2 separate regions of the Homo sapiens genome follow, and region 2 is linked to region 1. A link is a loop called in an ENCODE intact Hi-C map of the cell type or tissue named here. Cell type or tissue: Caco-2. All regions are shown on one strand. Each heading gives the region's core, and the rest is flanking DNA. Links, peaks and the distances in the headings are about the cores only.

The links. A loop is a pair of places that touch in the nucleus more often than their neighbours do. Peaks named below come from ENCODE experiments on the same cell type or tissue, not always from the same donor. Only the 100,000 strongest peaks of a DNase experiment are listed, where the experiment ranks them.
Region 2: a loop joins it to region 1, with 8 times the contacts of the local background. A loop is called at or near these places in 2 of 110 quality-filtered maps.

Annotation. Positions count from the first base shown.
Region 1 is chr7:22,781,476-22,794,325 of GRCh38, reverse strand. No RefSeq gene overlaps it. Among named protein-coding and RNA genes, the nearest start is that of TOMM7, 35 kb to the left of the region's middle. RefSeq lists an enhancer at 11,782-12,282. In Caco-2, for the core only: no CTCF peak of the experiment used is centred there; a DNase peak (open chromatin) is centred at 7,815.
Region 2 is chr7:22,662,764-22,675,613 of GRCh38, reverse strand. LOC401312 (a long non-coding RNA gene) reads left to right here and starts at 10,081. Exons shown (of 5, transcript NR_122075.1): 1 at 10,081-10,269; 2 at 11,698-12,532. RefSeq lists enhancers at 6,172-6,800, 9,418-10,024, 10,025-10,633, 10,634-11,241. In Caco-2, for the core only: no CTCF peak of the experiment used is centred there; DNase peaks (open chromatin) are centred at 6,413 and 7,603.

The DNA.
Region 1 (12,850 bases), core at 6,644-9,143:
TTGCTGGACCATGAGATGCTGTCTGTACCAGATGGAAGGTACATATTTCCCAGAGTTCCTGAACTTTGACCTGGATGCAGTATCTGGATGAAATTTGAGAACTGTATCCCTGGGAGAGATTCATTGTGTTCTGTATATGAGAAAGCGTGTATCAATATTTGGCAATCAAAGAAGTAGGCATGGCAGAGAATGTTAATTGCCTAACAAAAATCCATTTCTGTCGCTCTCTTGCAAAGTGTCACTTTTAGCTGGCTATGTGGCAACCAAGCTACAAGATTCCCAGGCTTGCTGTTAGATATAGCTCTATGACTAATATTTGATAATTGAGATGTAAGCAGAAGTGTTGTGTGGTACTTTGGGTAAGTCTTCCTGAAAGGGAAGTATGTTTCTTGAAATGGATGTGAAATGACTGGATGATAGCTATCTTGGATCAGGAGGAGAAAGGCCAGACTCTAGGAATGGCAGAGTGATGTATGTTTGGGAGAGTAGATCTCTGAAAACTCTAGTGAGAGCCCCTTTTGTCCATACCTTTGCTGAGTCATGTGTTATCAAACTTAATGGTCTTTCCAAACTGATGAAACATGGTGTTTTATAGATTTAGTTACTATTTTGCTTTGAGTGAGATGGAGAATCTTTTCATATATTTAAGAACCATTGTGTTTCCTTTAGCGCATTTTCTGTTGGCATGTTGGCCTTTTTCATATTGATTTATGGGTCCTTTTATTTATTTACTTTTTAAATGATAGAGAAGGGATCTTGCCATGTTGCCGAGGCTGATCTTGAACTGCTGGACTCAAGCAATCCTCCCACCTCAGCCTCCCAAAGTTCTAGGATTACAGGTGTGAGCCACCACACCCAGCCTGTAGATCCTTTTGTATTTTACAGAAATTATATCTGTGATATGATTGGTAGGTATTTTTCCAGTTTGTCGTTTGACTTTGATTAGAGCAAATTTTTTTTCCAAGCTTCTCTTGGTATATTTTGTTTTAAATTTTTATTTTATTTTATTTTTGAGACAGAGTCTTGCTCTATTGCCCAGGCTAGAATGCCCAGGCTCAAGGGATCCTCTCATTTCAGCCTCCTGAGTAACTAGGATTACAGGCACATGCCACTTCACACAGCTAAATTTTTGTGTTTTTTTGTAAATTTTTGTGTTTTTTGTAGGGATGGAGTTTTCCTGTGTTGCCCAGGCTGGTCTTGAATTCCTGGGCTCAAGGCGTCCTCCCACCTCGGCCTTCCAAAGTGTTAGGATTACAGGCGTGAGCCACTGTGCCCAACCAAGTTGTTTTTTTTTGTTTGTTTTTTTTTTTTGAGACAGAGTTTCGGTCTTGTTGCCCAGGCTGGGGTGCAATGGCATGATCCTGGCTCACCACAACCTCCGCCTCCCAAGTTCAAGCAATTCTCCTGCCTCAGCCTCCCAAGTAGCTGGGATTACAGGCATGTGCCACCACGCCCAGCTAATTTTTTTGTATTTTTAGTAGAGACGGGGTTTCTCCATGTTGGTCAGGCTGGTCTCAAACTCCTGACCTCAGGTGATCCGCCTGCCTTGGCCTCCCAAAGTGCTGGGATTACAGGCATGAGCCACTGTGCCCGGCCATAGCCACGTATTATTTTACATCCCACTCTCACCTGCTTTTTCTTATTAGAAAAAATAAGTTGCCTGGGAGAAAGGAGAATAAAAAGAGGAGTGAATGAGGGGAGTATCTCCCAAATAATATATTTAAGGTGACTGTTATTTTTTCTCTCTGTGTTTCAGTTTGGATATATTCCTCTGACCTGTCTTCAAATTAATTAATCTTGTTTTCTTTTGCACTGTGAATCCAGCTGATAAATTCTTAATTTCTGATATTGTATTTTACAAATATTGAATGTCTACTTAATTCTCTTTAAAAAAGATTCTAATTCTCTGATTTTATACTTCATCTTTTCATTCTCATTGTCAATCTTTACCCCTCTTTTCTTTAACATATTAATTATAGTTATTTTGAAGTCTTTCTAGCTAACTTCAATATCTGGATCATCTCTACCTGCTTCCATCTCTTGGCTACTAGTCACTTAAAAAGTAAAAATAAAAATAAAATTTTTTTTTTTTTTTTTAGAGATAGGGTCTTGCTCTGTCATCCAGGCTGGAGTGCAGTGGCACAATCATAGCTTACTGCAGCCTTGAACTCCCAGCTCAAGTGATCTGCCTGCCTCAGCCTCCTGGGTAGCTGGGACTACAGCTGTGTGCCACCATGCCTGGCTACTTTTTTTATTTTTGTTTTTTGTAAAGGTAGGGACTTGCTTTGTTGCCCAGGCTGGTCTCAAACTCTTGTCTCTAAGCAATGCTCCCATCTCAGCCTCCCAAAGCACTGGGATTACACGTATGAGCCTCTGTGCCTGGCTGGCTATTAGTAACTTTAACCAGTTTCTTGCCTGGTAAACTTTTCATGCTAGATATTATGAATGACATTTTATAGAAACTCTGGATCATGTTAACTTCCTCCAAAGAATGTTGAATTTTGTTCTGGCTGGCAATTAAATTATTGACAGATAATTTTAATTCTGATGAAAATTGGGTTTAGGCTTTGCTATGGTGGGTTTACATCAGTTTTGACCTTACTCCTCGGGTATAATCCTTACTCCTAGAGGGTAATGTACATTTTTAGGACATGACCTTTTTTGCTTTGTGACTCATCTGGAAGTCTGGGAATTCACCAATATTTCTTTACCCTGGCTGGATTAGAATGCCACCACATTCCCAGCACTGTGTGGCCTCTGAGATTTCCGTTTAGCTCTCCAGCCTCCCAGCAGTTATTCTCTGATAGACCCTGGGTGTCTTACCCTACAGTCAGGTCATATGGCCTGGGCTCAAGGACCTGAGAAGAATGTTTATAAACTTTCAGGGTTCAATCTCTGAAGTCCTCTTCTGTGTGATTCCCTGCTCTGCAGCACCTGGCTTCCAAATCCCAGCCACTGTGGCAGGCACAAATTCTAGTTTCTCTTTCCTCTGCCCTATACAAATGCAACTTTCCACTTGGACTCAACTTCCCAAGCAGTGGGGGACATGAAGCTCACTTCGTTTGGTTTCTTTCAAACATCATAACTGTTTTAACTGGTGTCCAATCCCTGAAAATTGTTTTATCTATTTTGGCCAGTTTATGGTAGGAAAGCTAAGTCTAAGACTTACTCTGTCATGGCTGGAATTGGAAGTTAGAGACAACTTTCTTTTTTCTTTTTTTTTTTTTTTTTGAGACAGAGTCTCGCTCTGTTGTCCAGGCTGGAGTGCAGTGGTGCGATCTCGGCTCATTGCAACCTCCGCTTTCTGGGTTCAAGCAATTCTCCTGCCTCAGCCTCCTGAGTAGCCGGGATTACAGACGCGTGCCATCACGCCCGGCTAATTTTTGTATTTTTAGTACAGACAGGGTTTCACCATGTTTGTCGGGCTGGTCTCCAACTCCTGACCTCGTGATCCACCCACCTCGGCCTCCCAAAGTGTTGGGATTACAGGCATGAGCCACCGCCCCCGGCCTATTTTTTCAATTGACACAGTTGTCAATGAGAGATGGAGTTGACGTATATGCTTGGCTTGATCTTATTTTTCTTTCGATTTCTTTTTTGGTTATACTTCCTTTTAAGTAAACAGAGGCTCTAATTAAAAGTGTTGATGTGGATGAGTAGATTATGAGAATTTTTAAATGCTTTGAAAAGAACTCCTGTGAGTTATTTTTCATTGAAAAGATCTCTGTAGAGCTGTTAGTTTAATTTCTGTTTTTTAAAGTATAAGATTCCTCTCTGAAAGCCTGTAGCTGTAGGAAACTCAGCCTATGTCAATGCTTTTTCGGTTTTTTTTTTTAAAGCTCAGTTGGAAGAAAATGTGTGACTGTCATTTTGCTTTCTGATTATATCAGAGAATGCATAGATCTAAAAATGATGGCAAACAAGATAGGCCTAATCTCAAATAAAACAACATTTTGAAATACAACATATTAGGACATATGGGGGTGAACCTAAAAGTCTTTTTAATGTTCTGCATGCTACAACTACTTAAGTTTTGGATGGATGCAGTGGCTCACGCTTGTAATCCCAGTGCTTTAGGAGGCCGAGGTGGGCAGATCACTTGAGGTCAGGAGTTCAAGACCAGCCTGGCCAACATGACGAAACTCCATCTCCACTAAAAATACAAAAATTAGCTGGGTGTGGCAGTGAGCACCTGTAGTCTGAGCTACTTGGGAGGCTGAGGCACAAGAACTGTTTGAACCCAGGAGGCAGAGGTTGCAGTGAGCCGAGATCGCGCCATTGCACTCCAGCCTGGGCAACAGAGCAAGACTCTGTCTCAAAAAAGAAAAAAGACTACTTAAGTTTTAAATTCTTAAATAATAATAGAGATAGGAGGCAGAGAAATTCTGGGCAGACAGGATCGGGTCCCCGGTGAAACCCCACCTTCACCCTCAAAAACAAACAAACAAACAAACAAACAAACAAAAAAACAGCCTGAAACCGGCAGCCCAAAGTGAGAACTTCTATTGCTGTTTGCCTGTTCTCTCCTGATTGGTTCTTTCTGAATAATGCCTTTTTTTTCTTTACCAACTGAATGTTGCCTTTTTCAAAACTACCTATGGCCCAACCTGCCCCCATCATGTGCCTATAAAGACCCCAGACTTGGTAGAGGGGAAATGGCCTGACTTCAGAGAAGAGACAACCTGACTTCGGGGAAGACGACCTTCCCTTCCCGTCCCCTTTCCAACTCTCCTCTTCGCTGAGAGCCGTTTTCATGGCTCAATAAAATTCTCTGCCTTCAGCATCCTGCAATCATCTGTGTGACCTCATTTTTTTTTTTTTTTTTTTTTTTTTTGAGATGGAGCCTTGCTCTCTGCCCAGGCTGGAGTGCAGCGGCGCAATCTTAGCTCACTGCAACCTCTGCCTCCTGGGTTCAAGTGATTCTCCTGCCTCAGACTCCCGAGTAGCTGAGATTACAGGTGCCCGCCACCACACCTGGCTAATTTTTGTATTTTTAGTAGAGATGGGTTTCACCATGTTGGTCAGGCTGGTCTGGAACTCCTGTCCTTGTGATCTGCCTACCTCGGCCTCCCAAAGTGCTGGGATTACAGGTGTGAGCCACCGTACCTGGCCCAAACCAATGTATTTCTTAAATATATTTGATTGCTGTTTTGTACCTCCCTAAAATATATAAAACCAAGCTGTACCCAGACCGCCTTAGGCACATGTTCTCAGGACCTACTGAGGGCTGCGTCACGGGCTATGGTCACTCATATTTGGCTCAGAATAAATCTCTTACAATATTTTACAGAGTTTGACTCTTTTTGTCAGCACTGCTATAACAAAATACTACAGACTGGGTGGCTTAAATGAGAAATGTATTTTCTCACAGTTCTGGAGGCTAGAAGTCTAAGATCAAACCTGTCCAACCAGACCTGTTGACAGTTTTAGTTTCTCTTGAAGTGTCTTTCCTTGGCTTGTAGGTGGCCATCTTCTCACTGTGTCCTTACCTGGCCTCTCCACTGGCACGTGCATCCTTGGTATGCTTTTGTTTTTTTTTTTTTTTTTTTTTTTTGAGACAGGGTCTTGCTCTGTTACCTAGGCTGGAGTGCGGTGGCGTGATCCTGGCTCACTGCAGCCTCAATCTCCCAGGCTCAAGCTATCATCCCACCTCCGCCTCCCAAAGTGGGATTACAGGTATGAGCCACTGCACCCAGCCCCTTCCCCTTCTTATAAGGACACCAGTCATATTGGAGTTAAGCACACCTATATACCTTCATTAGCCGTATTACCCTTTTTAAGACCTTATCTTCAAATACAGTCACATTCTAAGGTACTAGGGGTTAGAACTTCAACATTTAAGTTTTAGGATGATTCTGTTCAGTTTGTAACAATGATCTTGTGTAATCCCCTCCCCTTGAGTGTGGGATGGATCTAGTCACTTGCTTTTAATGAATCAAATATGGCAAAAGTGATGCTATGCCACTTTTGATATTAGGTTACAAAAGACTGTGACTTCTGTCTGATTCAGTCTCTCTCCCTGGCTCTTTTTGCTTGTTCTGATGCCAGCAAGCTGCCATGTTGTGAATTGTCCTAAGGAGAGAGCCACATAGCAAGGAACAGAGGGTGTCCTTCAGCCAACTGCCAGCAAGGAACTGAGGCCCTCATTCTGACAGTCTACTAGGAATCCTGCCAACAGCCATGTGCATGAGCTTGGCAACAGAGTCTTCTGCAGTTCAACCTTAAGATGACTGTAGCCTTGGCTGACACCTTGATTGCAGTCTGGTGAGAGGCTTTGAGCCAGAGGATCTAGCTAAACTGCACTGGCATTTCTGACCCACAGAAACCATGAGATAATAAGTGTTGTTGTTTTAAGCCACTGAGTTTTGGGGTAATTTGTTACAAAGCAATAGATAGCTATTATTATTGTTTATTGTTATTATTTATATTATTTTATTTTATTGTTATTTATTGTTGAGAACAAATAATAGTTACCACCCATGACTAAAGTTGGTCCTTTGTATCCATGGGTTCCACATCCATGGATTCAACCAACCATGCCTTGAAAACTACAACAAAAACTACCCCCAATAATAAAAAAAATACAACAATGAAAAATAATACAAAATTTTCTAGGCTCTCAGGCCTCCCTGGTAAAATAAAATAAAAAAAACCCAACAAATTAAAAAATACAGTATAACAAATATTACATAGCATTTACATTGTATTTGGTATTATAAGTAATCTAGAGATGATTTCAAGTACGTGGGAGGATAGTACATAGGTTATGTGTAAATATTTTATATAAGGGACTTGAGTGTCCATGGATTTTGCCACCTGAGGGGGTCCTAGGACTAATCCCCCATGGATACTGAGGAATGACTGTATTTATGTATATACAACGCTATATTTTTCCATATATTATTTCCTTAATCTTCACAACAATCTTTTAAAATCCTGTTTATAGACAAGGAAACAAGTCTAAAAGGTATTAGATGTTATGCCCTAGTTCATACATCTAAAAATGATAGATCAGGGATTTGAACCCATAGGCTGACTCCAGACCTGGCACCAGGAGAGTCTACATAATTTATGGGGCCCTGTGAAAAACAAAAATATGGGGCTCCTTGTTTGAACATTGTTCAAGATGGTGACAGCAGAGCATTAAACCGTGGTTAGGGTTATTTTGAGTACAGGGCTCTCTGTGCCTGCGCAAGTTGCTTTCCCACTGAACTTGCCCTGCCAGCACTCTTGCTTGCTACGCAATATTGCCTCCCATCTATAAATAGGAAAATATTTCAGATGAGGGTCCTAAAGCCAGTTGGAAAAAATGACAGGATCAGGTGTCCTCATTCTAAACCTACAATTTATTTCTCTGCATCACACTGCCACTCTAGGGCAGTAAACTCACACTCTACCTAACACCTTACCTGGGCTTGAACCTCCTGCAAGATCTTCACACTGATGGACTATTCAGCCACGTTGCTAGGAACACTGATGCCCTTCCTGCTTGAATGGCCATATTCTAGCACATGTTCTACTGAGGGCATATTGCCTGCATAGGGAAGGGGCACACAGCACCAGGGAGCACTGCACCCAATTCCAGTACCATCTGGTGAGCTCTTTGCTATCTAGGCAACTATTTCCTTGATGGCTTCCTGTCAGTAAAGGCAGGCAGGATGGCAGATGGCAGTAAAGAGTTAACGCAGCAGGCCTGGGTTGTCCAAACACCACACATTCCAAATGTCTTTAGGACCGGACTTTGACCACCTGCTGATAAGCTCCAAGCCCTTGTAAAATCCCACCATGAGAGTTTATTTGTATACCTGAGGCCATGGGCCCTTCTGGATATTATATATTAACAATGTAATTTAAGATGAACACCTGTTTTTGTTGTTTTTTTGCCTGAGGGCCTAGGCCACTGCCTTACCAATTTGACCTCTGAGGGCAACTAGAGACTTACATTGTTAAGGTTAGTCATGTGGTTACTCCATAAAAGCCCTGGATACCAACCTTTGGGTGAGCTTTTCTAGTAGGCAACACTTCACATCTATTGTCACACATCATTGCTGGGAGAATTTAGCACTGTCTGTGCAACTCCATTGGGAGAGGACAACTGGAATCTTATACCTGGCCTATGCCCTTTGTTAATAATGACTGAGATTTTTTTTCAGGATTAATGAAAACATCAAACCTCAGATTTAGGGAATTCCCTTGCTGATTTTAAACTCTATCCTTGCCATGTGGACCTCTCCATAGGATAATTCACAGCATGGCAGCTTGCTTGCATCAGAACAAGCCAGCAAAAAGAACCAGAGAGAAAGAGAGGGAGATATTTAGCAAGACAGAAGTCAGTTACAGTCTTTTGTAACCTAATATCAAAAGTGGTATATCACTTTTGCCATATTTGATTCATTAGAAGCAAGTGACTAGATCCATCCCACACTCAAGAGGGAATTACACAAGGTCATTTTGTTGTGAAGATGAGAACAATGACTTCCAAGCTCTTTAAATGTTGGACTGGGAACTGGAAGTCCCCATTACACTACTAAATTAATACACATTCGCTTCTTTGTCTTGTTAAAGAAATATGGATTGTGAGTGGAGTCTTCCAGCTTTCAACAATGGGAGAAATATTTGTTATGATGAGCAAAACAAAATACAAGAATGCAACATATTTGTAGTCTAATTTTTTTTTAGCCCTGAATTCAGAGCTTCAAATATAATGTAATCTTAACATGTTTCTTTTCTTTTTCTTTTTTTTTTTGAGACGGAGTCTCACTCTGTCGCCCAGGCTGGAGTGCAGTGGCGCGATCTCGGCTCACTGCAACCTTCGCCTCCGGTTCAAGGGATTCTCCTGCCTCAGCCTCCCGAGTAGCTGGGACTACAGGCGCCTGCCACCGCGCTGGGCTAATTTTTTTTGTATTTTTAGTAGAGACTGGGTTTCACCGTGTTAGCCAGGATGGTCTCGATCTCCTGACCTCGTGATCTGACCTCGTGATCCGCCCGCCTCGGCCTTCCAAAGTGCTGGGATTATGGGTGTGAGCCACCGCGCCCGGCCAACATGTTTCTTTAAAAAGCACAGAAATAAAACTAGAAGGAAGTATTCCCAAAGATTAACAATGAGTAAATATTGATCTTAATCATAGTATATTGGAGGATATTAGCTCTTCTTTCTTTTTTTAATTTTTTTACAACCTTAGCATACACCAGAGGATGCTCTTATTTTTGGTTTTATTTTCTACATTGAGCATATATGTCTTAAAACTTCCAAAAAATGGAAAAATATGTTTTCCCCTGAAGTTGTCATGGAATAAGGAACAAGGTTTCTTAATTTGGGAGCATATGCTTACTGAAATGGCTAATTTTATTTATTTGTTTTTAGAGACAGGGTCTCACTCTGTCACCCAGGCTGGAGTGCAGTTCTGTAATCATAGCTCACAGGGCCCTTGAACTTCTGGCCTCCAGCGATCCTCTGGCCTCAGCCTCCAGAGTAGCTGGGACTATGGGTACATGCCACCACACCCAGCTATTTGTTTTTATTTATTTATTTATTTATTTATTTTTTATTTATTTATTTAGTAGACATGGAATCTTGCTATGTTGCCAAGGCTGGTCTTGGACATCTGGTCTCAAGTGATCCTCCTGCCTTGGCCTCCCAAAGTGTTGGAATTACAGGCATGAGCCACTGTGCCCAGTCTGGCTTATTTTAATATGTGGTAATTACTGCTGACATGTTAGGAAGTATGCTGAAGAAACATGAGCCTCGTCCTTGTTGCTATAAATTGACCATTCCCTATTGTGTTTGTCTTTGTTATCTCTAACCAGTAGAGTGAATAGTGTGATGATGTGAAAAGGTTTGATCTGTACTGGCTGTTTCCCAGTCTCCCTGGAAATACCAGCAAGATAAATTCCCCATTGTGCTGGATGATTGTGAGTGAGCTACAAGCAGAACTTGATATGCTGAAACATAACACAATTTGTAAGACATTACTGAACTTCTTAGGCAAAAGCAGATATCAAAGTATATGTTGATTAAATGCATATTGCTGAGATTTTCTTCCCCTGAAATTCACCTACCCAGATGATAAGTAATTGCACCACATCTCCTACTTTCCCTGTTAATTCTAGAAGTCTGTAAGAGACGTGCTTTGTGTTACTTCATCTTACTGCTTCTATCCTTTTGTAAATTACCAAAGATCACTATTAATTTGAGCTCATGACATCTTTCTGATATTTTCCTTTGGTACATGTGGAACTGAGTGATAAATGTGGTTCTTTGTCATGAGCACTATGGTCGTAATACCTTCCATTTATATTTGTCCCTTCCTTTGATCTCTTCTTTCCCCTGTGCATCCTGAATCACTTCAGGCCCCCATCTCTCTTTGGCAATCATGATTCCTTCCTGTATTTGCCCCTGTTCTCCCCATCTCATGCCAGCCTTCACATTGTCTTTGGTAAACTTCCTCAGACATGCTGTTCACAAAGCTTAGATGGCTCTGCACTGCCTGGCTGTCATGTTCAATCTCACAGAACGCTATGGTGTCCCAACCTGTCCTCATAACCCCATTCTCCACTGTGGCACCTCATCGCAGGGTGCGGTCAAGCTGGAGTTCTTCATATCCCCAGAACCATCATTCCTCTGCATCGTGGCCCTCACTCTTTCTTGGGTCTGGGAGGCCCTCTCCTCATCTCTGCTGACAGCAATCTTACTTGTCTTTATGACCTGCTGCAGCATGAGACACTCATGAGGTCATCTGTGATTCTTGCTCGACCCTCTGCCTCAGGCAAATCAAATTTTCTTTTCTTTTCATTCCTATTATTATTTTTCTTTATTACTAATATGGCAGTCAATCTCCTATTTGAAGTACAGTTATTCTCATGCATGCTTATTTCATCCACAAATTTCCAAATCTCCACAAAGATCAAAACTACCATTGTCATCTGTGTCTCTTCAAAGTGCCAGACAGGTGTTGTTGTCATTGATGAATTAGCATAGCACTTAATGATTTACAGAGTGCTTTGACAAACATCTGTTCTCTCATCTGCCCCAGCCAAGTCTCACAGGTAGGCTGAGCAGGTATTATTGGAATTACATAGATGAAGCCACTGGGGTGCCAAGAGATTGTGTGCCAAGAGCTTAGTTGCCAATCGGTGTGGACAATAACAATTGGATGCCTGCAATTTATCTCATTTAATCTTCATATCAACCATATGGGGAGGGTAGTGTCACCTGTGCTTTACAGGTGGGGAAACTAAGGCCCAGGGACACTTGGAACAACTTTCCTAATACCCTAACTAGATTGTGACAGAATGGGGGCTCACAGCCAGTCTGCCTAACAAGTAGCACCTACCTTTTTCCACTGAGGGGTACTCCATTTCTCTAATTTGGCATTGAAGATAATTAAATATGAGATTAGCAAGTGTGGCTTCTCTTTAACGTTTAGTCTACACCTCTTGGGGCAAACATGGGTGTCTGATCATTTGGGGACTGTGGACTTTGGAAGCATCGCCCCAGGACCTCGGTGTCCAGCAGGGGGAGTGGGAGAGCAGCATCTATCTGGTAAGAGGTATGAGCTCCTGTCCTGGTGCTGGTGGCTTTGCTGTCTTAATATCTCACTTGGCTTCTGGCTGGTAGTTCAACATCAGTGGTTTGCTATTGTTTTCCCTTTGCTACGAGGAAGGCCTCTGCCATTACTGTTGACCTGTCTTAGATGGCGCGAGAATTGATGTCACAGAGAAACGCTGTCTTTGATTCCCTGTGCTTCATAGGGCAAATAGAATGAGAAGCCACATGGGTTAAGAAGCCCACCTGAGAAAACATGGTAGGACTATAGTATGTGTTGTCTTGTCTTTTCTGGAACAAGGGCAAGCACAAATAAAAATAGAACATGGGAGATGGTATAAACTAGTGGGGAGACTGGGCCCCTGACAGGCAGAGTGTAGAAGGCAGATGGTGGAGGTGGGCCAGGGGAGGGGCACAGAAGGCTCAGGAGGCAAGTGGTGAGGCCACAAGGGTCCAGGCGGGTAGCGATGGGCTGAGCGTGGTACTGCATGCCTTGGCAGCTGGTGGGTTATGTTTGGCCTGCAGAGATAACATTGAAGTAGAGATGGCAGGGATACAGTTGCGGTTGAAAGCTAAGTAAGGATGCAACAATGTACAAAGCTCCGAACTGTGGCTGGAATTGGGCTTTGAGGCAGGGAGCTGGAAGTCTGGAAAGATGAACTGGGGCCTGGCATTGAGCTTGTCAGCATGGGGTTAGGGGAATGCTTATGGCATGGAGGAGGGGATGTACTCATAACCCTGAGAAGGCAGGCTGATGCTGGCAAGCAGGTAGTGGTGAACGCCTAAGGAGGATGGCACCAGAGAGGACCATGGCTTGGCAGAACTTGCTGCAGGAGTCCTGCACCTCTCTTTTCAAGGTGCCCATCTGTAGTGCTTTCTGAATCCAGCTCCCCACATTGTTTGTCCTCTGGTGGGCCTGCAACCAGTTCTGTTCTAGAATTACTTGCTTAGTGAAATGTTGGTAGATGACACATTGCACTTTGATGGTAGGAGTGGGGGCGATAAATTTTGGAATTAAAAATTCTTCCAGAGCCAAGCAAATACAGCTTTTTTGGCCAGTGCCTGGATGGAAGGAACAGACACAAGTGCACAGCAGTGTCACGTACATTACCTCACAGAGGAGGTATTTTGAGATAGGAGCCATGCTTTACGCCCCCTCAAGTATGCCTTGCTAAACATCCTGATTACTCAGAAGATGGTCATCTGAAGCCGAGGGGTCTAAGATTCCTGGTGGCCACCTTGACTTGCCTCCCAGCAAAATCTGCTTTCTTTTTAATTTCCCGGTCTTCAGCACAAATGCATTCT
Region 2 (12,850 bases), core at 6,175-8,674, 120 kb after region 1:
ATTGTCCTTCAGTTTCTTTGTTGATAAAACAGGAACAATGTCAGTATCTTCCTCGTGAGATTGTTTTGAGGATTTAGCAATATGATAAATGCCCAGCACTTAGAACAGAGGATGTCAAATAGTAGATGTTTAAAGAGTGTTAGCTATTAATTTTTTTCCTAGAATTTTCTATCAGTGTAGCTCAAGAAACCTATGAATATTTTTGACTGCTTGTTTCAATTAATCAATAAAGCAATCAATTAAACAGCAAACATTTGTTGAGTGCCTCTCTGTGCCAGATGCTGAGAAGAAGGGGAATAAGACCCCTTATCTGGAGGAGTTGATAAGTTGAGTTAGTTAAGAACTAACATCCTTTATATTTGTTTTATTGTCTCTTTTTGAAAAAAAAAAAACATTTTAATCAAAGGTATACATGCACATCATTTAAAAAGGCATGGTGCTTCATGTCTGTTATTCCAGTGACTCTGGAGGCTAAGGTGGGAGGATTGCTTGAGGCCAGGAGTTTGTGACCAACCTGGGCAACATAGTGAGATCTCATCCCTAAAAATAAAAAATATATTAGCTGGGCTTGGTGGCTCATGCCTGCAGTCCTAGCTACTTGGGAGGCTGAGGCAAAAGGATTGCTTGAGCCGAGGAGTTCAAGGCTGCAGTGAGCTGTGATCACTCCACTGTACTTCAGCCTGGGCAACACAGTGAGACTTTGTCTCTAAAAGAATTTTTTTTTTTTAATTTTAGTTTTTGAAAAAGTTAAGCCAGGCATAGTGGCTCATGCCTGTAACCCCAACACTTCGGGAGGCTGAGGCAGGAGACTTGTTTGAGCCCAGGAGTTTGAGACCAGCCTGGGCAAGATGGCAAGACCCTGTTTCTATAAAAATAATAAATAAATAAATAAAAATAAAAGTATTGTTAAATAGTATTAAAGAAATTACAATGGTTCCCTGTATCACTCTTCACACTCTTTCGTTGCTTCTTCCTAGAGGCAACTACTTTTGATTCTTTTAGCCATTTCTTCTTGCATATACATCTCAGTACTTCTAAATGATATGCCTAGATATACTGTTTGCAATGGTGACTTTTAGACATAATCATCTGTTATGATAGATGAACATCCAACTCTTATACTATCCTTCCTTATTGTTCCCATGCCCCACCCTCCCAAGATAATACAATTTTTGATTAAACTTCTGTATTTACCTAACTTTTTATGCAAATACAATTTCCAGTTGAGCACTGTGAACTATGGTTGCCTTTTCTAGTTTTTCCTGAAATTGTTGCCTTTTTTCCTATTTGCCTAATTTTCTTTGTACCTCTTCTAGCAGACGCACCTTCTAATAGACACCAACATTGGATGGTTTATCACTTTCTTTTTTTCTCTTAGGATAGCCCACTCCCCACCCCACCCCCGATCCCTTTCCTCTTCTGAGTTGAATGCTCTCCAGGCTGTTGCAGAGCTGTCATCTATCTTGAGTCTTTCCTTCACTGTGGACCTTGGAATTCTCTAGATTTTTCTCCCAAGTTGGATTCCTCATCTCTTCTTTTTTGGTTTACTCTCTTATTTTGGGGGAGAACATCCTCCAGTAATCAGGTTAAAAAGGATCTTCCCTTAGTCCCCAGTGTTGTGAAATTTCACAATAATCTGCCTGGATTATTCTGGGCCCTCAGTGGCCCCTTCAGGAAATCTGGAAACTTAAGTCTTTCACTTCTGAGAAATTTGCTTGAATAATTTTACTGACGATTTCCTCTCGTTGGCTTTCTTCTCCCTTGTTTGGAAACTCTTGTTAATCAGATATTCAGACCCCTGGATTGGTTCTCTAATATCTTCATTTTCTTGTTTTTGTTTTCCCCTCTGTCATTTTACTCACCTTTCTAGAATGCCTCAATTCTATTTTCTGGTCCTAGGTTCCTTTTTATAGTTTCCTACTCTTGTTTCAAAGGTATGTCATTGTCTCTTATTTCCCTGAGGGTATTCATGATACTTTTAAAGTTTTAGTCACTGTGTATTTTATTTCCTCCGAATTGCTTTTATCTATTTGTTTTGTTCTCCAGTTTTCTTGCCCTGGGCTTTCCTTAGACATCTGGCACCCTTGGATGTTTGTTCAGGATTAGAGGACTAAAAAGTGGATTGGATGCTCTCAACTTGCAGGCAAGGCTTGTTGACTTTGAGCTTCACTGTAGGGTGAGCTGGAAGCACTGTTTGTTTTAGGAAACTTTTTTGCTTCAGTATTTTCTGACCTTTTTTCATGGACTGGTCAGATTCCTCAGAAAGAAACCTTTCTAATCTCCTGCCAAGGTTACAAGTATGCTGTCACTGTTCTGATGGCCAATTGGGGAAACAGAGCTGGGGAAGAAGGGCTGCGGGTCTCACCATTTTATGGTTTGTGTTACTGTTCTCAAATCAACCGCTGTGCCAATTGACCTCCGGTCAGGAAGGATTCCTTCAAAGAATAAACCTGCCATCTTGTATGGGGGAGGGGAAGAGGACATACTCAGTGATGTGGAGCAGAGAGGGGAATGAAGGCTCTGATTGCTTCTCACACAGCTTTTACCCAGCCCATCCTAGATTGGTTTCTTTCACCGTAACCTTCAGTTTCAGAAGCACTATCTGAAACTGCCAGTTCCTGAGCCTGTTGAGGACTCTGCATTGTAAATTTTGTTGGTTTTCTGGTTTTGCCACTGTTGGCTGAGACCTCGACATTCTATGATGTGCTAAATTATGTCAGCCCTAACTACATTTGAGCTGCATTGTGTATCAGGATTATATTTCTCTCTCTTTCTCTCATTCTGTTTTCTTTATTCTCTCCTTCTGGGTATTGGCCTTCCTGGATGGATCCTGTTTTTAAAAAAATCTTCTTTCCCTTTTCAATCTCTTTGTCTCTATCTTATACTTCCTGTGAGATTTCCTCAAGTTTATTATTTAACCCTTTCATTGAGCTTTTAATCTCTGCTATCACATTTAGAATTCCCAAGAGCTCTCTTTTTAAAAATGATGTCTTGTTTCATGAATATATCTTCTATCTCTCTGAGGACATTAATATTACCTGAAAACATTTTTTTATCTCCTTGTTTATTTCTTCTGAATTTCTTATTTCTGTTAGTTTCCTTCAAGAGAGTTGCTTTTCACAAATATCTTGGCCACTTATTTATTTTTGTTTTTTAGTTATTTTTTACAGATGGGAGTCTCACTTTGTTGCCCAGGCTGGACTCAAACTCCTGGGCTCAAGGAATGTTCCCACCTCAGCCTCCCTAGTAGCTGGGATTACCAGCTTGTGCCACCCCACCCAGCACTGGTCACTTATTTTTAAGGGAGAGGCACTAAAATGTTGATTGGAAGCCTTATTTAGGGGGATTTCATTAGCTGCTGGGCTTCTCTGAAGGGTGATCTGGCAGGTCTCCCATTTTTTTCCATTGGAAGAACTTTAAATGTGCAAAGGCAGGTTTCCCTTTGATATTTAGTTTCCCCTGAGGGGAGTTGTCTAATCTCTTGCCTAAAGGACAGAAACTTGCCTTCCAAGCATTCTGAAGCTGAGCCTCCAAAAGGTTGACAACATGGGCAATATTGGTGTGGATGTGTGTGGACATGTTTCCTCATTCCAGTTTGACCCTATCCCCTAATCCTGTTTTTTGCTGGTATTGCACTCTGCCCACTCTGGTGGCTGGAGTCCTACAGGCAGACTGCCTTGGCTGCTTAGTGTTATTTTTTCTTAAAATTTGTTTTTGTAATGTCCTTTAAGTAGGTTTGGAGGAAATAAACACACATCTTTAACTCTTCAAGTAAAACTAGAAGTCTTGCTTTTATAATGATTCATATCTGCTTGGCCAAATCATGCCTTTCTGAACTTGGGTAATTGTTTACATGGAGCTTCACTTCCCTGCATCTTTTTCATCAGACAAAGCATACTGGAATTTTGATTCTCTCATTTAATATACAAATAAGAGTATTTTGGTGCTGGCTTTCAAGAAGTTGGGCTAGGCTTCCTCAGGATTCTGGAATGTGGGTCAATATATCAACTTCTGCAGGACAGCTGTGGGCAAGAGAAAGAAGGCTGATACATGGAGCAAGTGCACTTGCTGTGTGTGTGAGGGTGAGAGAGGGACATGGATGTGATGCGACCCGAACTGACTTGTATGCTGAAATAACAGCATGCACTCATCCTCAACATGGCACCCCTGCTCTGCTTGGGCACCTCTGGGAAGCTGCACTGATGCCCTTGAGTCACGCTTTGCTCTGCATTTGCATATCCAGATTGCCAGGTCCTCTCCTCCCGAGCAGAGTTTCTTGAGAAAGCCCAGGTGGTGCAGCATGGCCTTTTTGAAGGCTTGCCTGCAACTCCTGCTCCAACAAGAGGTCATAGCCTAATTAAGATAGTGTGGCCAGTGGTAAATCTCAATTCTAACTGGTGAGAACCATTGTTATTACGTTTGAGTGGGAATATAATTTTATTAAAAGCTTAAAAACAAACAAAACTCAAAGAATGAATGATTTCCAAGTTGTATTTAGAAAATTTAGAACTTAATGAATGGTTGCCTTGGAAGTCTTTCGTACCTAGCCACTAAGCAAGAAATACCCATAAAACAGTACTTTGCCAGCTTATCCTAAATTACATCATGATTTTGAAAGTAATAAAAATATTTTTAAAAACTTCTATAAATTACTTAAAGTATAAAGGGGGCTGCTTCCCCAAAGGCTTGGGCAGGGCAGCTCGTCTGCAGATGGGCCCAGGGGTGTAGCAGCACTTCTTATGGAAAAAAAAAAAAGTATAAAGTGGGTTTTCATGAATTCAGACTGGCTGTCATCCTATTAGTTCAAAATGACCCATATTTTCAAGCAGATTGTAAGGTTTTCTTTTGAATTATCTAAGGACACTTTAATGGAACATGAGGAATTTGCTTGCTGTTCTAATCTGGAGCCCAGGAAGCTGGTTTGATGTCAGGGCCAAGCTGTGGAATGGGGTGGGATAGTGCTCTGGTTAAGGTTGGCATTCAGTCCTCAGCTGTCTGTCCTATCCATGTGTTTGCCAGTCTCCATCTACAGGGCAGGAGGGAAGGGGAAGCCAACTTGTTCTGGCCTTGGGTGTATTAGAAAACATCTGCTAAGAGAAGCGTTTTTAATTAGGAGTAGAATACCCCTGCTAACCAGAAGTGGTGTAGATGGAATGTGGAATTTTTATAACAATTCTTAAGAAGTTCTTAAGCTAATATACTTCACCTTCATGATTATTCATAAGCACATTATGAATTATTATTAACTTTGTAAATGTTCAATGGATTTTTTATTTGTGACAATGACATTTATAGAATTTATTTTCCATGCCTTATATGTATTGTGGTTTAGACTTAAGGTAGTTATAAAATCCTTAATTGTATTGCAAAATTCAACTATGACATCATCATTTGCTAATTCATGTTTCCTAAACATGGGAATGAAATTTACTCCCAATAATACTATTGCAATTTTTTAATGTCCTTAGAACCTTAACCTTTTAAATAAAGGGTAAAAATAACACCAGAATGCCTGTTAATATGTAATTTTCTTCTTAGACAAAAACTTTAATAGAACCTTTAATTTCTATCATGGTGAGGACAGAGTTCCTTTATGGAAGTATTGGTAAAATGTTAAGATGTAAAAAATTGAGCCCTGCTTCTAAGCAACTGAAATGAAATGAGTTGGGATTCCGGTGGCAACATCCGGGATTCCAGGTGTTAAGGCATAACACAGCTGGAAGCTCATCTTTCAGAGGTTGCTAGTTGAGGAGTCTTAGTGGAGCCGAAGAAGGGAAGTAAAGCAGCAAGGATCCTGTGGCATGTGAAATGCTGTGTTACTTATCTTTCTTTTTGTAACCATTTATCGTGGAAAATTTCCAGCATGAAGTTACACAAAAGTAGAGAGATTCATATAATGAACCACCGTTGTAAAAACTTATTTTTAACCTAACACCTTCAACCTGGTATGGGAAAAAACAAAGTTCCAAGTATAAGTCCTTTTAAACATGGTAGTACTTAAACACCACAGCCAGGTCATATTTCTTTGCTGTTTTGTCCACTCCTCCTCCAACAAATACCAGCATAATACAAATGTGATTTTTTTTTTTTTTTAACAATAACGAGCTTTCTAAATTTTGACAGCGGTATATTTCTTTGGAGACACATTGATTTGATAGGGCTCAGGGCAAGCTCATGGGAATGAACCTGGGCATCTGACCTGAGAGGTCTGCTGTCTTAAGTCAGGTATGCATGGAGTTCATGACAGAAGAAGCAGGTGCTAAAAAGGCACAGTCACATGTCCACAGTGGCCTGGGGAAACCTAGCAGACAAGGGACACACTTGACTCATGGGCTTAAAAGACGCCAATGTTCTATGGTCCCTGAGAGCTGGTGGAGGTGAAGATGGAAGCTTTGTGCGCTGTGGGCCCCATCAACTCCACTCGCCTTTTGGGCCCTTAATGACAGCTGTTGCAGGTGAGCACTCCAGGGAGCAAGGCTGCACATTCCTTTTCAGAGGAATGTTACTATTTAATCTATTGCATGGAAAGCCCTAAAACCCCCTAGGGCCTTCCAAAAATAGATGGAGTTAGTCACTAGTGACATTTACAGGGGTTTTTGTTTTTCCCTCCTTCTCCCCTTCTCAGGAATAGCAAAAGTTTTTCTTCTTTCTACGTAGTGAACTTATCTCCCTTGAGTATTTTTTTACCATGAAAGAAAGACACAGTTGAAGTCTATATGGTATTTACTGGATTTTATTGCAAAAAAACACACAAAAAACCGAAAACCACCACACATACACACACCCAGAACGCAAAACCAAACCCAAAAAATGAAAATTCTGTAGCCCATATGAGATGTTTCAATGATGTTGACAATGGAGAGGGCTGAAATGGAAGCTATTAACTAGAAAAAATGGGGGTGAATGTGAAAAGCTGAAAGGAATGGCTCCTCTGAAGTAGAAAAAGTCTGAGATTTCTCCGCCCTTCATTTGGATAATGAGTGCTTTCCAACCAGTAGGAACCCTGGAAATGTTTGTGTAAGTGCTGCAGGAGTCTCTTCTCATCACAGTGGTAGGTGTCCAGGACTCATAACTGCTTTATAGGATTGAATGTCATCACATGTGCCTGGCAATAGGATGTGCTAATTGAGAAAGAAATCCAATGAGGGTAGCGTGCCAGTAACCAAGGGGGAGGCCGGACCGCTTATTCATTGGTCTGTCCTTTCGTTTATTCAATCATTCATTTTTTCATCCATCCATCCATCCATCCATCCATCCATCCATCCATCCATCCATGCATTCATTACTTCCTTCTTTCCCACTGCAGGGCTGTGGACTGGCTTTCTTGACTATTCCTCTTCTTCCTTCAGGTCTCACTTCCTCAGGGAAGCCTCCCCTACCCCCTCCACCTCCACTTAACAGGTGGATCACCTCCTTAGAGAACTGTAAGCCATGGTAAATAATAGACACACTCAGTAAATATTTGTTGAATGAGTGATCAAGCTAATCCATTCAGACATGCATTTTTCCTTTGTCTCTTCACTAAGCAAGAATTTACTAACAATAGCTCTAGGCAGGTAGGCCAGGGCTGGCCTGAGAACAGCACTTTGCAACTGAGAACTCAAAACAACTCAGGCCCCACCTTCTTCAAAATCCAAGGTTGCTGAGGGTGAGGTGGATTTCAGCCTGTGTCTAGGGGTGGAAGTTCATGGAACTAACCAGAAAAGGATAGAGAGATAGGAAACAGTGGAAACTCTGTTTACATTTCTGCCAAGCTCATGTGACTCAGAATTTGAGGTATATCGTTTTCCTTGTAAGGAAGCTGCAGCCAAGAGAGATTAGGTGACTTATTCTGAAGTCACGGAACTGATGAACTTGGTTCCCTGAGATTTCTTAGAACTGATTAAAAGTAGTTGCAGCCTGAACTGTGGGAACTTGCAGTATGTTTTGGTGCTTTGAATTTGAAGGGGACAATTTATTTCCAGAGATATGAAAGGACCCAGAGTGTGGATCCCAGAGGAAACATCTGGAAGAGAAAGAAAGGGAATCCCTCAGAGTCACAGGGCTTTTCTACCCTACCGCAGTGGCAGAAGAGCAAGTGCCAGCAACCCCATCAAGAAAACATTCTGAGGGGTTGGTGCGGTGGCTCACGCCTCTAATCCCAGCACGTTGGGAGGGCGAGACCAGCATGGCCAACATGGTGAAACCCGTCTCTACTAAAAATACCAAAATTAGCCAGATGTGGTGGCATGTGGCTGTAATCCCGGCTACTCGGGAGGCTGAAGCAGAAGAATCACTTGAACCTGGGAGGCGGAAGTTGCCGTGAGCTGAGAACGTGCCACTGCACTCCAGCCTGGATGACAGAGCGAGACTCTGTCTCAAAAAAAGAGAAAACATTCTGGGAAGGGGCTGTTCCTTTAGCAGTTGATTTAACCGCTGCTGAGCTTTAACAAAAAAATCAAGCTTTTCTCGTGGCACTGTATAAACTTCCATATGGTTGTCAATGTTCCACTTAACTCACCTGTTCTATTTATAGGCCATCAATTGTGTATTTTCAAAATAACTGCACCTCAAATTTTCAGGCTTTTAGTGGGTACAAAGCCCTTTCATACACATGGGGCTCACTTGGCTCCATGTGAACAAATTGAGGCTTAGAGACATTGGCAGTTTGCCCAAGAATCAACCCACAGGCTAGTGGAGGAGCATGAGCTTGGGCCCTTGTCCCTGACTCAGCTCCTATACTTTGTCCTGTGTGCCACAGGGGAAAGGAAATGTTTCTCCTGCAGGATGGAGATTAAGGTTTTGAAAACTCTCAAATTTCATTCTTTCCAGTTTTATCGAGGTAAATTGACAAATAAAAATTTGGTATATCAAAGTGATGACTTTATATATACACACACACACATATATACACACATATATACACATACACAGAGTAATGATTACCACAGTCAAGTTAACACATCCATCATATCACATAACTACCATTGTGTGTATGTGAACACTTAAGATCTACTCTCAGGAAATTTCAAGTAAACAATACAATATTATTATTTATAGTCACTATGCTATATGTTAGACTCCCAGAACTTACTCATTTTATTACTGAAAATTTTTACCCTTTGACCAACATGGAATTCCATTTTTCTACTCAATCCACGTATCATCCTTCTCAGAGGCATGCTTTACTTCCCTGAAACTTCTCACCACAGACTGGAGCAAAAGGTGACAGAGGTGAGCGGCAATCTATAAGGATAATGGCAGTGAGCCATTCTCCAGCATCCACTCTGTGGCAGACACCAAGTGCTTCATATACGTGAGTTCATTTCATCTCACCATAAATCTGTGACATGGGTACTATAATTATTCCCATTTTACACATGTGGAAACTGAGGCACAGAGAGGTAAAGACACTTGATTAAGATCTCACAGTGGGTTTAGTATCTGAGATCTACCACCACAAACTGAGTTTTTAACCTATGTGACTCATTCACCACCACCACCACGACACCAAACCAAACTGACTTTTAACCAGTGTGATTCGTTTCAATGAAGCCTTTTGAGTACAAAGGGAAGGCGAGCATCAGTATGGCATTGCGCAAAATATTCTGAAAACTCTGGGGCTCAAAAAAATGACTTTTCTTTCGCAATTAATTTTCCAAACAAGTTACACTTCGGGAATAAGCAATCCACACACAACAGTACAACACTCACAACTACTGAAGAGTGTAAAACTGTCAGTCCCCCTCCACCCTGTCCCCAGACGCGCCGGGCCACACTTGCTGTTCAGTTTCTGGTGTGGAAAAGCCATTTGGAGAGCAGGAGAAAGAAACGACGCGGGCAGGGGGGCGAAGGGGGGCGGTTTGAGAGAGAGCGGGAGGTCGGGTGTCCTCGGAGTTTCCTCAGGCGAGGACCTGGGCGCGTCTGGGCCACCGGGGGTAGGGGTGCCGAGGGCGGGAAGCGCTCCACCGAGGTCCCGGCGAGGATCCAGGCGTATCTGGGCGGCCACAAGCTCGCCGGCCCCCAGGCAGAGGGAAGGGCGGCGAGGAGCGTGGGGCAGCGCCTGGGGGAGAGGAGCTTGGCCGGAGGGCGGGGGATTCTGAGGTAGCCTTGGCGACTTTCGAGACTACCCAGGCCGAGCACACCCAGCCCCCTCAGACCCAGGCATTTCTGCGTCCTCTGGTTTGGAGGGAACCCAGGGGGCTGAGGTGAAGCAAGCCAGGACTGTTTCTCTGACTCTTCTGGAAGACGACCCGCTGCTCGGGCCGCCTCATCACTGCGGGCCACGAGGTGGGTAAAGCTCCTTCCTTAGCTCACCTCGGACCACCGGGCCTGGTGGCCACTTCCAGGTTTCCCGGGGGTGGGGGGCGGAGGGATCCCTGGAGGCTGCAGCGCCCGGAGGAGGCGGGGAGGTGGGCGAGCGGTAGGCGTCAGGCAGTGCTTCACAGGCTGTAGGCGCCCAAGGAGCCAACCAGAGAAGAACAAAATGGCAGCCATGACGCCACACCTGGCGGCCGCACACAAACACACACGGGGCAGACGTTTGCTGATGTTTGCACAGGGCATTCTCTTGTTCGTCCTGATTCTTTGTTGATGGTGCTGTCTTTGCCCGGATTGGCTACTTTTTTCCCCTTTTGCTGTCCAGTTTCCTGTTTATCCTTTAAGACTTGATCAGATAACTCCTTCCCTGGGCCCCCACTTCCCCCTCAACTCCTGCCCCTCTGTCTTTCCGTGACTGGTGTAAAATGACCTGCTAGGGAGTCAGCCTAGGGCCAGGAACTTCTTATGTTTCGGGGTGGTTTTGCTCAACTTTGTCCTTCCAGTGCCTGGCTTTCAATCACTACATTGAGGTGGTGTAGAGTTCCTGTGGGATGCTCCGAACTACACCGGGGGTACCACTTGTCCATGTGAAAGATCCCTCCATGACAGTTTTGGTCGTCTAATGATCTGCTTTATTTTTATTTTTTAAAATTGCTAGTGTTCTCTGTTTTGTTGCAATTTTAGTATACGGGATGCTGAAGCGAGCACATGATCTACCTTTTGGAAGCTTGGGAGACCTAGTGAAATAATGGTAGAAATGGACCTATGAAAATCTGCCTTTTGCTTGAGAGTAGGGCTAAAATGTCCACTACACTCGGTAATTTTGACTTGAGTGAGCATATCTGGAACAGGGTGTACTGGAAACTGGAAAATATCCTTTTTTTTTTTTTTTTTTTTTTTTTGAAACGGAGTCTTGCTCTGTCACCCAGGCTAGAGTGCAATGGCACGATCTCGGCACACTGCAAGCTCTGCCTCTCAGGTTCACGCCATTCTCCTGCCTCGGCCTCCCAGGTAGCTGGCACTGCAGGCGTGCCCCACCACGCCCGGCTAATTTTTTTTTTGTATTTTTAGTAGAGATGGAGTTTCACCGTGCTGGCCATGCTGGTCTCGAACCCCTGACCTTAAGTGATCCACCCGCCTCGGCCTCCCAAAATGCTGGGATTACAGACGTGATCCACCGTGCCCGTCCGATGACCTATATTAATACGTCACCCTAATCATTTAATTATCTTAGATATCCATTAAAGTACTGCCAAGTTTGGACGTTTAAAAGAAATACCCAGTTGAGAAATCTTATCTTGTTCCTGTGAAGGAAATGTGAAGTATGTTGAGATGGCCTGAAGAAATACTGCATATGATTGGTATTTCCTCCATCTTGCTATTTTTCTTTTTTCCCAGTGCCCTTCTTCATTCCAGACATGGTGCTTTGAACAATTTGACTTGGAGGCAAGATTGCGATATAGAAAATGGGCCACTGTGGAGGAGATAAGTAAATGCTTTGTCGCTTCTAAGTGACAGGGGAAACTGATCACGATTGGTATACTTCTGACATGTAACTTTCTATATCTTTAGAAGATCGTCAGGGAAATAGAAAAAAAAATCTGAAATCTCCAAGTAGGTTCTACTTTGTGTGGTTCCAACTAAATGAACTAAATTTGTGTTTAAAGATTGTAAGTCTACATGTAATGGTGAAAGCTGAAGGTTTTACACTGCACAGAAATAGTGATTTCCCCCCGTGGAGGGCAAGAAGACCGGAATAGGAGGGGTGGGTGGGGGAATCAATGTGTAGGCCAAATATTTGAAATTTCAGTGCAATCTTCTTAGTCATCACTTTCATTTCTGTCTTCTAGGGAAATCTGACACAGCTAGAAAGCAATGGAAAACACTAAGAGTTGCATCAGATGTTGAAGAGGAACTGATATTATGGGATAAAAAATGATTCTTTAAGGGAGATAACTGGTCATTTAAAGGTAGCAGCCTTTTTGGGAAAAGCTAACAAGTGTTCCCGAGGCCAGCCTGTCTCTTGTTAGCAACATTGGCCCTGTGTTAGAAGGAAGAGTGGATGTGTTTTGATGCTATTCCTTTTCCTCTCAGCATAAATTTGCAAGCATGTACTGTAAATGAATTTTCATGTCTTTTCAGGATGTTTCCCTATAGAGCAGTTTCTAGATTGACTCTGTGGAACAGTCTACAATAGATTTAATATGGTTAGGATTTTGCCTAATTCTGATTGGTGAGTGGTTTTCTTTTATTCATTCTTAATTCTGCATCTAATATTAGCTTACAGTGTTACTGTCACTGTGTGTGACCCAGGGAGAGAAAGGAAGTAAAAGATGTGACCTCAGAGAGCTCAGAGGGGAGAAACAACACAATAATGATAACTCACATTCATATAGAACTTTAAAATTTAAAGGTTACTTTTTACTGCGTTACCTCATTCGTCCTCTCTGCAAGCACATTGGGTAGGCTTTACTATTGCCATTTTACAAGTGAAAACAGTGAAGCTTGGAGAAGTTAAGGAACTTCCCCCAGATCACATTCCTGTAAGTGG